2 separate regions of the Homo sapiens genome follow, and region 2 is linked to region 1. The links are chromatin contacts, found by Hi-C in ENCODE. All regions are on one chromosome and are shown on one strand. Each heading gives the region's core, a stretch centred on a gene start or an enhancer-like site at or near the end of the contact. The rest is flanking DNA. Distances are from core to core; before and after follow the strand shown. Region 1 holds the start of ZNF480 (zinc finger protein 480). Region 2 holds the start of ZNF600 (zinc finger protein 600).

Region 1 (7,808 bases), core at 2,833-5,332:
TAGTTTGCTGAGAATGATGGTTTCCAGCTTCATCAATGTCCCTGCAAAGGACATGAACTCATCCTTTTTATGGCTGCATAGTATTCCTTTTTTTTTTTTTTTTTTGAGATGAAGTTTTGCTCTGTCACTCAGGCTGAAGTGCAATGGCACGATCTTGGCTCACTGCATCCTCTGCCTCCCGGGTTCAAGTGATTCTCCTGTCTACACCTCCCAAGTAGCTGGATTACAGGCATGCACCACCATACCCGGCTAATTTTTTTGTATTTTTAGTAGAGATGGGGTTTCACCATGTTGGCCAGGCCGGTCTCGAAGTCCTGACCTCGGGTGATCCAGCCACCTCGGGTTCCCGAAGTGCTAAGATTACAGGCATGAGCCACGGCGCCTGGCCAGGATTTTTAAGGTTGAAGCATCCACAACAATTTTGTGTGTGAAATGAAATGACATGCACTTTTGGGTATATACACTTGGGTAAGTATGATTTTGGGTAATAATACTTAGTACTTAAGTTATTCTCTCTACTCTTTGTTTTTGTTTTTTGTTTGTTTTGTTTTGTTTTGAGATGGAGTTTCGCTCTTGTTTCCCAGGCTGGAGTGCAATGGTGTGATCTCGGCTCACCGCAACCTCCGCCTTCCAGGTTCAAGTGATTCTCCTGCCTCAGCCTCCCGAGTAGCTGGGATTACATGCATGTGCCACCATGCCCAGCTAATTTTGTTTTTTTAGTAGAGACAGGGTTTCTCCATATTGGTGAGGCTGGTCTCGAACTCCTGACCTCAGGTGATCTGCCCACCTCGGCCTCCCAAAGTGCTGGGATTATAGGCATGAGCCACCACACTTGGCCTACCTCTCTACTCTGCCCTAAGATGCTTTTGTGGGTAAAGTGAAAATCACATAACAGTGCAGCTTCATCATCATATGCCCTCAATGTTCATCACTGTTGATAAACATGCACTGTATTATGTTTCTGTGTGCCTTTTTCTTGTGTGCCAAGTAAGACCCATGGCAGGCACCTTCATTTTCAGGAAGCGAAAATACAGATACAGTAATATGGAAAATAGGACAAAGTGTGGACTTCAGGATGAAAATATTGTAACAATCTTGCTGTTGACCTCGTAGCGCTCAGTGACATAATTTGAAAAAATATTAATGTTCAGAAATGTTCTCTTGAGGATGAACACACAGATTGGGAATTTCGTTTTGCTTTGGTAGATTAACTAGAAACTTCACATTTTCACCCTTATAACCTTTTTGGTAATTTGAACTTTTGATCATTCTTCTGGAACTGCTTTGACATCCACCTGAAGTTTGGTTTGGGTATTGAGAATGATGATGCCATTCACTAATGTGATCTCAAAATGTTTACTCCATAATGAGGCTTTCTGGGGAGAGCAGGGTAGACTTCCCCGGTTGGTCCAAATATGACTAGGGAATCGGCATAGGTGACTGGCTTGGGGTATGATGATTGTTAAGGGATAGGGCTTGGGCAGGGGTGCCCACTTGTGGTTTGAACTTTCAGCTGGTGCCAAAGGAGTGGGCACTGAGGATTTTTCAGTTGACCAGATGGGCAGAATAGGAAGAGGGAGTGCAGAGGTGTAAAAGGCGTTGGTGTTCAGACATCACAAAATGCAGTCAACTCTAGGACAACTCTAGCTTCCTCTGGAAGCTCCTGCCATCTTGGTTAGGAAAGACTCTGATTTTCTTCATGATAATATCTTACGTTCCTTTTATAGTTACAGATACAGGTCTCATTGCACAATATGATTGTTGAAAACACTTGTGAAATTTTTTTAGTAAAATTGCCTAAGATACTTTTTATAGTAGACAATGAAAATTAGTGTGTGGGTTTATAATAAATATAATGTATTATATAATATGATTAAAATATATTTGTTATAAATATGATATTACTAGAAGAGCATTTTTCCAAAAGCTATGGAAATGTCATTTTCCCGTTACAGCATCAAGCAATATATTCCATGGTTCATTTTCAACTCTAATAAAATTATATTTTGTGTTTATATATGCACGTATAGACACATATATAATATTTTTTTTTTACTTTTTTCTTTTTCTGTACATTGCATCCAGATGCTATGCTTGTTTGTTTTTTTTTTTGAGACAGAGTCTTGCTCTGTCACCCAGGCTGGAGTGCAGCGGTGTGATCTTGGCTCATTGCAGCCTCCGCCTCCCAGGCTCAAGTGATTCTCCTGCCTCGGCCTCCCGAATAGCTGGGATTACAGACATGCACCATCACCACACCTGGCTAATTTTTGTATTTGTAATAGAGATGGGGTTTCACCATGTTGGCCAGGCATGGTCTTGAACTCCTGACTTCAGGTGATCCACCCGCTTCGGCCTCCCAAAGTGTTGGGATTACAGGCATGAGCCACCATGCCCGGCCAGATGCTATGCTTAATACATTTTTTCCGAATGTCACTCTAGTGAAAATTTTAGGGGACACAAAAATGAGACTGTTGTTTGGAGACAATATTTTTTGACAAGAGTATGCACAAGACAATGGCAGGTATAAACGTTTTATTGTAAATATGAAAAAGGAAAAAATGCTTTCACTATATTAGAGGACTTGAAGTAACGTGAAGTGATTCCAACCCTTTATCTTTATTTTATTTATTTATTTTATTATTTATTTTTTTGAGATGGAGTTTCACTCTTGTTGCCTAAGCTGGAGTGCAATGGAGTGATCTCAGCTCACTGCAACCTTCACCTCCCGGGAGCATGCTGCTCTATCTTTTTTTTCAGATGTTTGAGCTATTCCAGGTTTTTTGGGATTTCTGTTGGTTTGTTTTGTTTTTTGCTTTTCTACATAATTGTTTGGATAATCTTGTCAGTATCTACGAAGTGCCTTGATAGTAAATATATTAACCCTGTGTATCAATTTGGGGTAATTTCACATTTTTTTCTATGTTGAGTTTATCAATAAATTGATATTGTATATGTCTCTATCTGGGTGTCTTTGATTTCTTTCATCAGCATTTTGTAGTTTTAAAATCCTGAGAATGTTAAATTAACATATTTTTTGACTTTTTTTTTTTTTTTTTGAGACAGAGTCTTGTTCTGTTGCCTGGTCTGGAGTGCAGTGGCACAATCTCAGCTCACTGCAACCTCCGCCTCCCAGGTTCAAGCGATTCTCCTGCCTCAGCTTCCTGAGTAGCTGGGATTACACGCGTATGCCACCATGCCCAGCTAATTTTTGTATTTTTAGTAGAGATGGGGTTTTACCGTGTTGGCCAGGCTGGTCTCGAACTCCTGACCTCAAATGATCCACCTGCCTTGACCTCCCAAAGTGCTGGGATTACAGGTGTGAGCCACCTCGCCCGGTTAATGCTTTTTTAAAACCAACAATTGGTGACCTAAATTCTCACTGGCCTTAGCCCTCCATGCCCCTGGTGCTGTCACTAGAAAACTCTCTGGAGCTGAGCACAGGGTTACCTCTGTCCCTCCCGAAAGAACAGGGAATAGAAAAGGAGAGGATTTCTATTCTGCTTTGTGGGCCGTCAGCATGAAATTGCACATTCTGCCCAGGCAGGGCTTTGCAGTTCATGTATTAACTTGCGTCGCTTTCACAGACAATCCCAGGGCTTAATTAAATTGCTAAATTTAGTTTTTTATGTATTTATTTGAGAGACTGAGTCTCTGTCGCCCAAGCTGGAGTGCAGTGGCCGTCATAACTCAGTGTAAACTCGAACTCCTGGGCTCAAGCGATCCTCCCGCCTCAGTCTTCGGGGTAGCCGGGACTACAGGTGCCCGACCGCACGGTCGGCTTAAGATTAACTTTAATAGCAGGAATTTTCCTGGATCTAATCATTAGCCGACTTTGCTCAGTCCCGGCAAGAGTACAGTTCCGAGACAGCTGAGTTGCTCCAGTCTCCTTGACAGGTCTCCCCGGCAAAACCCGGAAAACAGAGGCACTGGAAGCGAGGCGGAGGGAAGCGCAAGCCCCACTCCGCCCCGCCCCCGCCCCCGCCCCCGCCCCCGCCCCCGCCCCCGCCCCCGCCCCCGCCCCCGCCCCCGCCCCCGCCCCCGCCCCCGCCCCCGCCCCGCTCGGACCCCTCCGCTGCGCGCGCAGTTTCCCACAAACCCGGAAGCGGATCGCGTGGAGTGAAGGTCACGCCGCGGCGCGTGAGTTTCCCTTTGTGTAAATTAATCTGCGCTTCCCAACTCCCCCGCGCTTCTGTACCCGGGATCTGAGGGGCCACACAGACCTTGAAATCCTCGCACCGCTCCCTCTACCCCGACCAAATTCAGGCGTCTCCGTGAGAGTCAGGCGGTCGCTTCCCTGTGTGTTTAAATCGCTCGGCGGCGGGTCCTGTCCCCCGTCCTTCTGCCACAGGGCCATGTAGTCACCTCCTGTCGCGGAGTTTTCCTGTTTCAAGTCCTTCAGTGATGCTTACATCCGCCCCGCACAGCGTAAAGTCCTCCCCCGCTAGGCGGATTCCGGTCTATGCGGTCCCCCAAGCCTCGCCTTTGTTGGCCCTGGAGCACAGCGCTCCAATCTCAATCCAGGAGAAGCCGCGTCTTCTGCCCAGTGCTGGGATTCTGCAGACGCCACCCATCTCTTGATCCAGACCCTACCTTTACCCTCCTTGATACGGGGCCCCGCTACTCCCCAGGCCTCCTCTTCCCAGACACCGCTTCTCCTAACCCTGCGTGTGGGGAGGTGACTTACTCTGTCTCTTGACATCCAGTGTTCTTGCGGGCCAAATAACACCCCACTGAAAAGGTGTTCTGCTTGTGGACATCGGATCCCAATTCCTTCCATGTGAATGTGTGCAGAAAGAGAGACGGAGAGCGAGGGAGAAGAAAGAGAAAAATTTTGAAGGAGAAAAGAAGATTGAGGGAGAGCCGTAAGCAGATGGCAAAGTAGAGAGTGGATGGAGGATTTGCAGAGACAGCGAATGAAGCCGAGAAAGTAGCAGGGGGAAAAAAGCAACTGGAGAAATGCAGAGAAAAGTTCCATCTCCGGAGAGATGAAGGACAGCAAGATAGTGAGAGGGGCAGCAAAGTGGGAAGTTCCTCAGTTTGAGAGTGGGGGAGAGGGGGAGGGATTTGGAGCCAGGGCAGACAGAGCAGCGTGGTGCTGGGACAGCAAGAGGAGTCAGCTGGTGACAACGAGAGCAGAGGGAGAACCACAGCAGGTGGAGGCCTGGGATCTCAGGGTGCCAGAGAGTGGGGACAAGGGGGTGTAACAGAAAAGAAGGGATTTAACAGAGAGAGCAGAGGGGGAGTAGAGTCAGGGGAAGAGGCAAGACCGGGCACAGTGGCTCACGCCTGTAATCCCAGCACTTTGGGAGGCCAAGGTGGGTGGATCACGTGAGGTCAGGAGTTTGAGACCAGCGTGGGCAACATGGTGAAACCCCATCTCTACTAAAAATGCAAAAATTAGCCGGGCGTCAGCGCGCGCGTGTAATCCCAGCTACTCAGGAGGCTGAGGCAGGAGAATTGCTTGAACCCGGGAGGCGGAGGTTGCAGTGAGCTGAGATTGCGCCATTGCACTCCAGGCTGGGCGACAAGAGCAAAACTCCGTCTCAGGGAAAAAAAAAAAAAAGAGACAAATAGGTGGAGAATGGGATGATCAAAGATTGAGCAGAAAGTTTGGAAGAGGGGTGAAACAAGTTGCCAGAATGGAGCAGAACAGGTGGAAGAGAAGGAATAGAAGGAAGAAGGGGAGAAACATCAGGAGAAGAGAGGGGCTCAAAATGAGCAGAATCTTAGGGGAAAAATAAAGGGGGAAAAAAGCTAGAGAAAGAAGGTGAGAATGAGAGATACGTACAGAATGAGGGAGGGAAACACAGTACCCAGAAAAGAGGGAACCCTGGGTGCAGATGAACGGTGAGTTGATTGGATATTATGATTAAGTTGTGACATTGATTTATCTATTTATAATTTGATAATATGAAATATACTTTAAAAATACAGATGAAAATGGATATGCAAAACTCCTGTCTGTAAGGCTGGTGCATTTTATAATTCTTGGCATCAGACTTTAGCTTCCACTCACATTCCCTATTCAGGCACAGGTCAGTGACTTGAGTCATTCAGGTGTGGGTCACCCACTTTCCTTTTCCTGGGATGGGGTAGGGTGTGGGCGAGTGTAAAAGATAGCAGGAAAACCAAAGTGTTTTTCCTACTCTTGCAGTCAACACAATAGTGAACACTCAACACAGAATGCTTCATATCTGATGAACAAAATGTGTGGGGATTTCTTCCCACCAACAAGCAATTCGTCAGACACCGCCTGGGTGATCCGTAATTTCAGTCAAGTTGACACTGTCTACTTGAAGTTAGCATCAGATCCCACAGGTTGGGGGCTCAGTTCCACAAGGCTGCCGCTACTTCACGTGCTGGTTGTAAGTTCCTGGTTGGGACCTGAACTTCAACCAAACATCTAAAAATTGAAGATTCCCTTGACCCTTTGCTCAGATTTTATTAATTTGTTAGCCTCATTCACAGAACTCAAGGAAGCATTTTGCTTAGTTTTACCCATTTGCTATGAAGAATATTGCAAAAGATACAGATGACTAGCCCGATGGAAGAACCCTCCTAGCAAATTAATCAAAAGAAGGGGCTTTGGGATACCCTGATTTTTTTTTTCTTTTGTTTTGTTTTGAGACAGAGTTTCACTCTTGTTGCCCAGGCTGGAGTGCAATGGCATGATCTCAGCTCACTGCAACATCCATCTCCCAGTTTCAAGCATTTCTCCTGCCTCAGCCTCCCAAGTAGCTGGGATTATAGGTGTGTGCCACCACGCCCAGCTAATTTTTGTATTTTTAGTAGAGACGAGGTTTCACAATGTTGGCCAGGGTGGAATAAATGGAGTTCAGTACTGTTTGAAGTTCCAGGCATCCAATGGGGGTCTTGGGACATCTTCCCCATGGATACGGGGATTCCAGTGTGTTCTGTCTCTGGTGCTGAGCACCAAGGCTCTGTGTCCTCCATTTCTGAGGGATTACATGAGCCTGGGATCCATAGAGAGGAGAGGAGGGGCTGTGCTCTGCATGGGGTTTGGTCAGGGCTGGGTCTGGCCCTGAAGGGGAGCTTAGACCAGGCCAGCTCCCCACTGCTGCAGCGTGCGTGTGGGCATCTCTAGGAGGGGAGCAGGTTCTGAAGACGAGTAAAAAACTCACTTGTTGTTCTTCCTGTAGGAGTTTCTTGTCTCTGCATCAACTCTGGTGCAGTGGGCAGCAGAGGACATCTTTCCGCAGGGTGAGGTCTAACCTGTGTGTGTGATTGTGGCACAGGAAAAGGGTGTGTTGATTCTAAGCCCTAAACAGCATATTTTTGACATTTAGGATTGACTTCTAAAGAGTCATGCTGTGTGATGAAAAAGCCCAGAAGAGAAGGAAGAGGAAAGCAAAGGAGTCAGGGATGGCTCTTCCTCAGGTGAGATGATATTCTCGGTGGATTGTTCTGTCTCCTTTCTTTCAGAAACGCTGGGCCTTCGAGTTGGGAGTCTTCTCTGAGTCTGAAGTGTCCTGCCTGACAGGTTTGCTCACGCTTACCTATGCCTTCCCTCAGTGCCGAGACCAGCTTGGTCGTGGGGACCCTAACCTAGTGGCACTAGAGGAATTAAAGACACAGACACAAGAATAGAGTGTAAAGTGGGATCAGGGGCCAACAGCCTTCAGAGCTGAGAGCTGCGAACAGGGTTTGACCCACATATTTATTGACAGCAAGCCATTGATAAGCATTGTTTCTATAGATTATAGATTAACTAAAAGCATTCCTTATGGGAAACAAAACATTCTTAGCAAGGAGTAGAGAAACAGTCTTTGGCTAATTATCTGCAGCAA
Region 2 (7,170 bases), core at 1,862-4,361, 490 kb after region 1:
ATAGCTCTTTCTCACCTTCTCTCTCCATCTGTTTCTTTTCTGCATTTCCCCCTGGACTTCTGCTCATTTTATGCCCCTCTCCTGTTTTGCTCCATTCTTTTTTGTTTTTTGTTTGTTTGTTTGTTTTTTAGACGGAGTTTCGCTCTTGTTGCCCACGCTGAAGTCCAATGGTGCGATCTCAGCTCACCACAACCTCTGCCTCCCGGGTTCAAGTGATTCTTCTGCCTCAGCCTCCTAATCCAAAATTAGCAGGGCGTGGTGGCGCATGCCAGTAATCCCAGCTACTCGGGGGAAGTATCACAAGAGAATCGCTTCAACCCTAAAGGCAGAGATAGTCATTAGCCAAGATCGTGCCAGTGCACTCCAGCTTGGGCAAAAAGAGCAAAACTCCACCTCAAAAAAAAATAATAATAATAATTAGTAGGTAGGCCCGGCATGGCGGCTCATCCCTGTAATCCCAGTACTTTGCAAGGCCAAGACAGGAGGAAACTTTGAGCCCAGGATCTTGAGACCAGCCTGGGAAACATACTGAAACCCTGTTTCTACAAAAAAACAAACAAACAAAGAAAAAAAACAACTAGCTGGGCTTGGTGTCTCACACCTGTGGTCTCAGCTACTAGAGAGACTGAGGGAGGAGGATCGCTTGAGCCTAGGAGGTCGAGGCTGCAGTTAGAGTAGAGAACGCTATTGTAATCCAGCCTGGGTGACAGAGCCAGACCCTGTCTCAAAATATAAACTAATTAATAAATTAAAAGTATTATGTAATAAGAGAAAGTGATTTTTTTTCCCCCACATCACTGTCCCACTTCCTACCCCACCCTGGGAAAAGGGAAGAGACTGACTCACAACTGAATAACTGGGATTCCAAGTAGAAGCTAACCTCTGATACCAAAATTTATAGAATGTACATGTCTCATAGACAGGAGTTTTAAAATTCTAAATCTCATCTGTATAATTTAAACAAGGTATTAGATGATATACACAGAAGTCAACATGTCACAACTAATCATATCCAATGAACTCACCCACTTATCTGTACCCAAAGTCCCCCACCCTTTTTTTCTTTTGAGACAGGGTCTTGCTCTTTTGACCAGGCTGGAGTACAGTGGCATGATCTCTGCTCACAGCAGCCTGGAGCTCCTGGGCTCAAGTGATCCTCCTGCTTCGGCCTAGAGAAGCTGAAACTGCAGGTGCACACTATCACACCCGGTTAAATTTTTTTTTTCCTTTTTTGACAGAGATGGGGGGAGCCTCACTATTTTGCCCAGGCTGGTCTTGAACTCCTAGACTCAAGCAATCCCTTTGCCTCAGTCTCCTAAAGTGCTGAGATTACAGGCATGAGCCACTGCGCCCAGCCCCTCTTTCTTCATTACTGTGCTTCCCTCCCTAATTCTGTGCATATCTCTCATTCTCCCCTTCTCTCTCTAGCTCTTGTTTTCTTTTCTTTTTCCCTGGGATTGTGCTCCTCATTTTGTACCCCTCTCCTCTCCTGCTGTTTATCCCCTTCTTCCCTCTATTACTTCTCTTCCACCTCTTCTGCTCCATTCTCACAGCTTATTTAACCTCTTTTTTTTTTTTCCTTTTTGAGATGGAGTTTCACTCTTGTTGTGCAGGCTGGAGTGCACCGGTGCGATCTTGGCTCTCACCGCAACCTCTGCCTCCCAGGTTCAAAGGTTTCTCCTGCCTCAGCCTCCCTAGTAGCTGGGATTACAGGCATGTGCAACCGCTCCCAGCTAATTTTATATTTTTAATAGAGACGGGGTTTCTCCCTGTTGATCAGGCTGGTCTCGAACTCCGGACCTCAGGTGATCCACCCGCCTCAGCCTCCCAAAATGCTGGGATTACAGGCATGACCCACAGCGCCCGGTCCTTATTTAACCTCTTGTTGTTCTTTCTCCCCAATCTTTCAATCTTCCTCAATGTCTATATATTACAGCCTCTTCTCTTATCTCTCCGTCTCCTCTGCTCTCCCTATTAAATTCTCTCTTCCCTGTTATACCCCTCTGTCCCCACTCTCCAGCACCTCAGATCCCCAGGTGTCCTCCCTGCTGTGGTTCTCCATCTGTTCTTGCCACCAGCACCACTCTGCTCTGTCTGCCCTGGCTCCAAATCCCTCCTCCTCTCCCTCACTCTGGTGAGCCTCCCTCTTTGCTGCCCCTCTCCCTACCTTGCTGTCCTTCATCTTTCTGTACATCTAGCTTTTCTCTACATTTCTCCAGTTGCTTTTCTCCTCCTGCTTTCTTAGTTTTTTTTCTTTCACTTTTGCTGTCTCTTGGCAAATTCCTAACCCATCCTCTACTTTGCCATCTGTTATGGGCCTTTCTCATTCTTCTTTTCTCTGTCTCTGGTTTTCTACTGCTCTCTCAGTCCCTCTCTCTATCTCCTGATCCCTTTGGCCCAGGCGGGTTTGGAGTAATCACAGGCGGGTTTGGAGTAAGACGCCTGCATCCCGTAGAAGCGCATTTTCCAGGGGGTGGAGCTGGACAGGAAAGAACACCTGGTATCATAGGACAAGCCCCTGCGACCCACCCCAACCCTGGCTCAGGGGAAGCGAAGACTTGGGGAGCAGCAGGGCCCGGCACCAGGAGGGACGTGGTGGGCGACGGCACCCTAAGACAAAGGTGGGACCTGCAGGATCCCAGGACCAGGCAGAGGACGCAGCCTCCCCGGGGCTGGGGCCGGGGCGCCGCGCTCCAGGTGCCAACTGGGGCGAGGCTGGGAGGCGCCCAGGGCTGGAATCCACCTCGCGGGTGAGGACTTTAAAAAGCACGGGGCGGGAATAGTCAGAAAAATGTTTTGAGCAGGAAAAATACGCGATAGGAAGTGTATACATTGCCCTATAGCAGAAAGACCGGGGACGGGACCAGCCTCCGAGCGACTTCAAACCCAAAAGCAAGCAACTTCCAGACTCTTACCGGGACGTCTCAATTTGCTCTGGGTGAAGGGAAGACAGGCGAGAATTTCCAGGTCCGTGGGGATCCCACGTCCCAGGGGCAGAAGCGCCGGGGACCTGGGAAGTGCAGACTTAATCCAAGGCAGAGCAAAACTCACGCGCCGTGGTAGGACCTTCACTCCACGCGATCCGCTTCCGGGTTTGTGCGCGCCCAGGACTGAAGCCAGGCCGGGGCAGGTTGGCTGGACCTGGGCGGGGTAGAGGCGGGGCCCCAGGCGGAGAGACCTTGCCCTTTAGAACCGGCAGAGGGAGGGCCCGGGGCGGGACCTGTGCTTCTCAGCCTCGCACTCAGCGCCTCTGTTTTTCGAGTTTTTGGAGGCGACAGCGGCCAGGAAGGCTGAGGCATGATTCAAAAGCCCTGGAATTATCTGGAACGGGAATGCAAACTAGAATGTGAAATGCAAAGCCCTGCCAGGGCGGAACATACGATTTCATGCTGATGGCCCACAGAACAGAACAGAAATCCTCTCCCTTTCTATTCTCCATTCACTCAGGAGGGAGGGTCCACCCCGTGCTCAGCTTCAAAGTGTTCCCTAGGGCCTCCGCCTGGGATGCGGGACGGAGAGCTCAGGCCAGGGAGGAGTGAGGTCACCACCTGCTGCCTAAACACAGCAGGGATGCGGGCACGAGGCGGAAGCCTGAGGTCCCAGCTACTCAGGAAGCAGCGGCGGGAGAATCCCTGAACCTGGGGGTCCAGGCCATCCTGGGCGACAAAGTAACACCCCCTAACTGCAGGGTCCTCTTCCTGATCTCTCTCTCGCTCTTTTACTTTTTTTTTTTTTTTTTTTTTTTGAGACGGAGTCTCGCTGTGTCGCCCAGGCTGGAGTGCAGTGGCACGATTTTGGCTCACTGCAAGCTCCGCCTCCCGGGTTCACGCCCTTCTCCTGCCTCAGCCTTTCGAGTAACTGGAACTACAGGAGCCCGCCTAACCCAAACAAAAACAAGACCGGGCGCGCTGGCTCACACCTGTAATCTCAGCACTTTGGGAGGCTGAGGCGGGCAGATCATGAGGTCAGGAGATCGAGACCATCCTGGCTAACACAGTGAAACCCCATCTCTACTAAAAAATACAAAAAAATTAGCCAAGCGTGGTGGTGGGTGCCTGTAATCCCAGCTACTAGGGAGGCTGAGACAGGAGAATGGAGTGAACCCGGGAGGCGGAGCGTGCAGTGAGCCAAGATCGTGCCACTGCACTCCAGCCTGGGCGACAGAGCGAGGCTACGTCTCAAAAAAAAAAAAGAAAAAGAAAAAGAAAAAGAAATATCTCCCCTAGTTTGTCTCCTTTTCCAGAATTTACCAGATACCAGTACACAGATACCAGTGCATACATTAATGTATGACTTTCATACATAGATTCTCTGATCTGATCCACAAAGAGCTAAATGTGCATCCAGATGTGGCCCCTGAACAATCCCTGCTGCCCAATATCACTGACACCTTGGGGTCCACACCCCATCTCCATCCATCTCTGGTGTGAGCCCTTCCCAGGACCATGCCCAGTGCAGCCTCTTCCCAAGCTCATGTCACTAGGTTATAGAAGATGGAATTTAAGTGAAGATGACAAGGACTGAGAAAAGGCATGGGTTAGTGTGAGCAAACGTGTGAGGCAGGATGCTTCAGACTCACAGAAGACTGGCTACTACAATACCTGGCATTTCAGAAAGGAAAGAGACAGAAGAATCCACCGAGGAATATTACTCCACCTGAGGAAGAGCCATCCCTGGCTCCTTTTCTTTGCTCCTCTTGGTGTCTTCCTCACGTAACATGAGTCTTTGGAAAATCAATCCTGTATGTAAAAAAAAATACGAGATTTAATTTTTAGAAATCACTCCCTCCTTTCCTGTGACAAAACACACACACAGGGGAGACCTCACCAGGGATAAAGATGGTTCTCTGCTGCCCACTGCACCAGAGATTATGTGGAGATAAGAAGGTGCCACAGGAAGACCTACAAGGGCAATTTTGACCTGTTTTGAGGTCTTGCTCCCTCCTGCAAAAGTCCACACACACGCTGCAGCAGGACACAGATCTTCAGGGCACAGATCTGGCCCTAACCAAACCCCATGCAGAGCACAGCCCCCTCACCTCCCTGTGGATCACAGGCTGATCTCAGCTCTCAACATGGAGGAAACTGCCTTGATGTTCAATGCTGGAGACAGATGAGAATCACCTGCACCATTGTAGGTATTATTGAGGGTGGGTCCCATACTGTGATAATAGCAATCTCTGATAAAACAGCATAGAAGCTATATTTGCAAAATGCCTGAAAACCCTAATGTGAAGCCAAGTTTGAGCTCCACTCAGGGCACCAGCCCCGCAGAGCCCCACCTTCTGGCTCTGCTCTCCGCTTGGGGACTTGTTCCCACCAGGATCCAGTGAACAGCGAAGGAGCAAAAAGGATCACACAGAACAGGCAACATGGGCCAGAGATGGGGGTGAAGGTGGGGCTGTCATGTCAAATGGGGGACTGTGGGAGAACACAAAAGTTTTCATAGAAAAAGTGATGTCAGAACAAAGACTTAGGGAAGAAAGGCTGCTTGTCACTTGCAGCTGAGTGGCCAGAGAGTCCTAGGCAGAGGGACAGCCCAGGTGAAGGCCCTGAGAAAGGAGCAACCTGAGTCCCAGAAAAAGAAAAGAAGCCTGCATGGTTACAGTAGAGGTAGGGAGGAGGACAGAGGCAGGAGTTGATGTCACAGAGCTCCTGGGACTCAGATATCTAGGGATGAGGTCTTGAAACATTTTTCTCTCACATCTCAACTCAAAAGAATTTTGGAAATGTATTTTCTCACTCATTTTATGTATACATGTAACTTTCTCTTCTATACTTTGTCTCTGTGTCTCTTTCTTTTCAAAGTGTCTCGTTCCACCTGACGAGAAATGCCCACAGGTGTGGAGGGGCAACCCACCTCTTCACCAATGCAATCCATCCTGGGCAATGGAGCGAGACTCTATCACAAAAAAGTACAGAGTCCAGCCAGGGAGGCTGTCTCACACCTGGAATGCCAGCAATTTGGGAGGCCAACATGGGAGGATCCCTTGAGGCCAGGAGATCAAGGCTATGGTGAGGTATGATTGCAGCACTGTACTCCAGCCTGGACAACAAAATTAAAAAAAATATGAAAAATACGGCCGTACACTTTAATGAGCATTCGTGTGAAGAGACCACCAAACAGCCTTTGTTTGAGCAACATGGCTGTTTATTTCACCTGGGTGCAGGCGGGCTGAGTCCAAAAAGAGAGTCAGTGAAGGGAGATAGGGGTGGGGCCGTTTTATAAGATTTGGGTAGGTAAAGGAAAACTACAGTCAAAGGGGGTTTGTTCCCTGGTGGGTAGGAGTGGGGGTCACAAGGTGCTCAGTGGGGGAGCTTTTTGAGCCAGGATGAGCCAGGAGAAGGAATTTCACAAGGTAATGTCATCACTTAAGGCAAGGACCGGCCATTTACACTTCTTTTGTGGTGGAATGTCATCAGTTAAGGTGGGGCAGGGCATATTCACTTCTTTTGTGATTCTTTAGTTACTTCAGGCCATCTGGGCGTATACGTGCAAGTCACAGGGGATGCGATGGCCTGGCCTGGGCTCAGAGGCCTGACATACATGTGCCCCACGCCTTTAATTCCAGCACTTTAGGAGGCCAAGAAGGGCAGATCATGAGGTCAGGAGTTTGAGAACAGCCTGGCCAACATGGTGAAACCCTATCTCTACTAAAAATACAAAAATTTTGCAGGTGTGGTGGTGCACACCTTTAGCCCCAGCTACTTGGATGGCTGAGGCAGAAGAATCGCTTGAACCCAGGAGGCAGAGGTTGCAGTGAGTTGAGATCGCATCACTGCACTTCAGCTTGGGCAACAGAGCGAGACTCCATTTCAAAATAAATAAATAAATAAATAAAACAATTACCCACATGTGGTGACCCATGCCTATCTTTCAAGCTCTTTGGGAGTCTAAAGTCGGAATTACTTGAACCTAGGAGTTTCAGGCTGCTGTAAACTCTAAATTGTGCCTTTGTACTCTAAAACTAAGCCACAGAGCAACATTATCTCTCTCTCTCTCCTTTTTTTTTTTTTTTTTTTTTTGAGATGGAGTCTTGCTCTGTTGCCCAGCCTGGAGTGCAGTGGCACAATCTCGGCTTACTGTAACCTCGACTTCCCGGATTCAAGTGACTCTCCTGCCTCAGCCTCCTGAGTAGCTGAGATTACAGGCATGAGCCATCACTCCCAA

What was found. Hi-C counts contacts between places; a loop is a spot of excess contacts on that map. Pooled maps may share reads with other maps.
Region 2: a loop to region 1 is called in a pooled map, with 13 times the contacts of the local background. The contact joins the promoter of ZNF600 here to the promoter of ZNF480 in region 1. A Hi-C loop is called at or near these places in 9 of 50 pooled maps.

What each region holds. Positions count from the first base shown.
Region 1 is chr19:52,293,087-52,300,894 of GRCh38, forward strand. It overlaps ZNF480 (zinc finger protein 480), which reads left to right and starts at 4,083. Exons shown (of 5, transcript NM_144684.4): 1 at 4,083-4,137; 2 at 7,308-7,398. The coding sequence starts at 7,327. ZNF766 (zinc finger protein 766) reads left to right here. Exons shown (of 4, transcript NM_001010851.3): 4 at 1-2,960. RefSeq lists enhancers at 4,145-4,194, 4,265-4,314.
Region 2 is chr19:52,783,680-52,790,849 of GRCh38, forward strand. It overlaps ZNF600 (zinc finger protein 600), which reads right to left and starts at 3,112. Exons shown (of 6, transcript NM_001321866.4): 1 at 2,916-3,112. RefSeq lists silencers at 197-373, 3,121-3,270 and enhancers at 2,072-2,930, 2,931-3,788, 6,091-6,621, 7,153-7,170.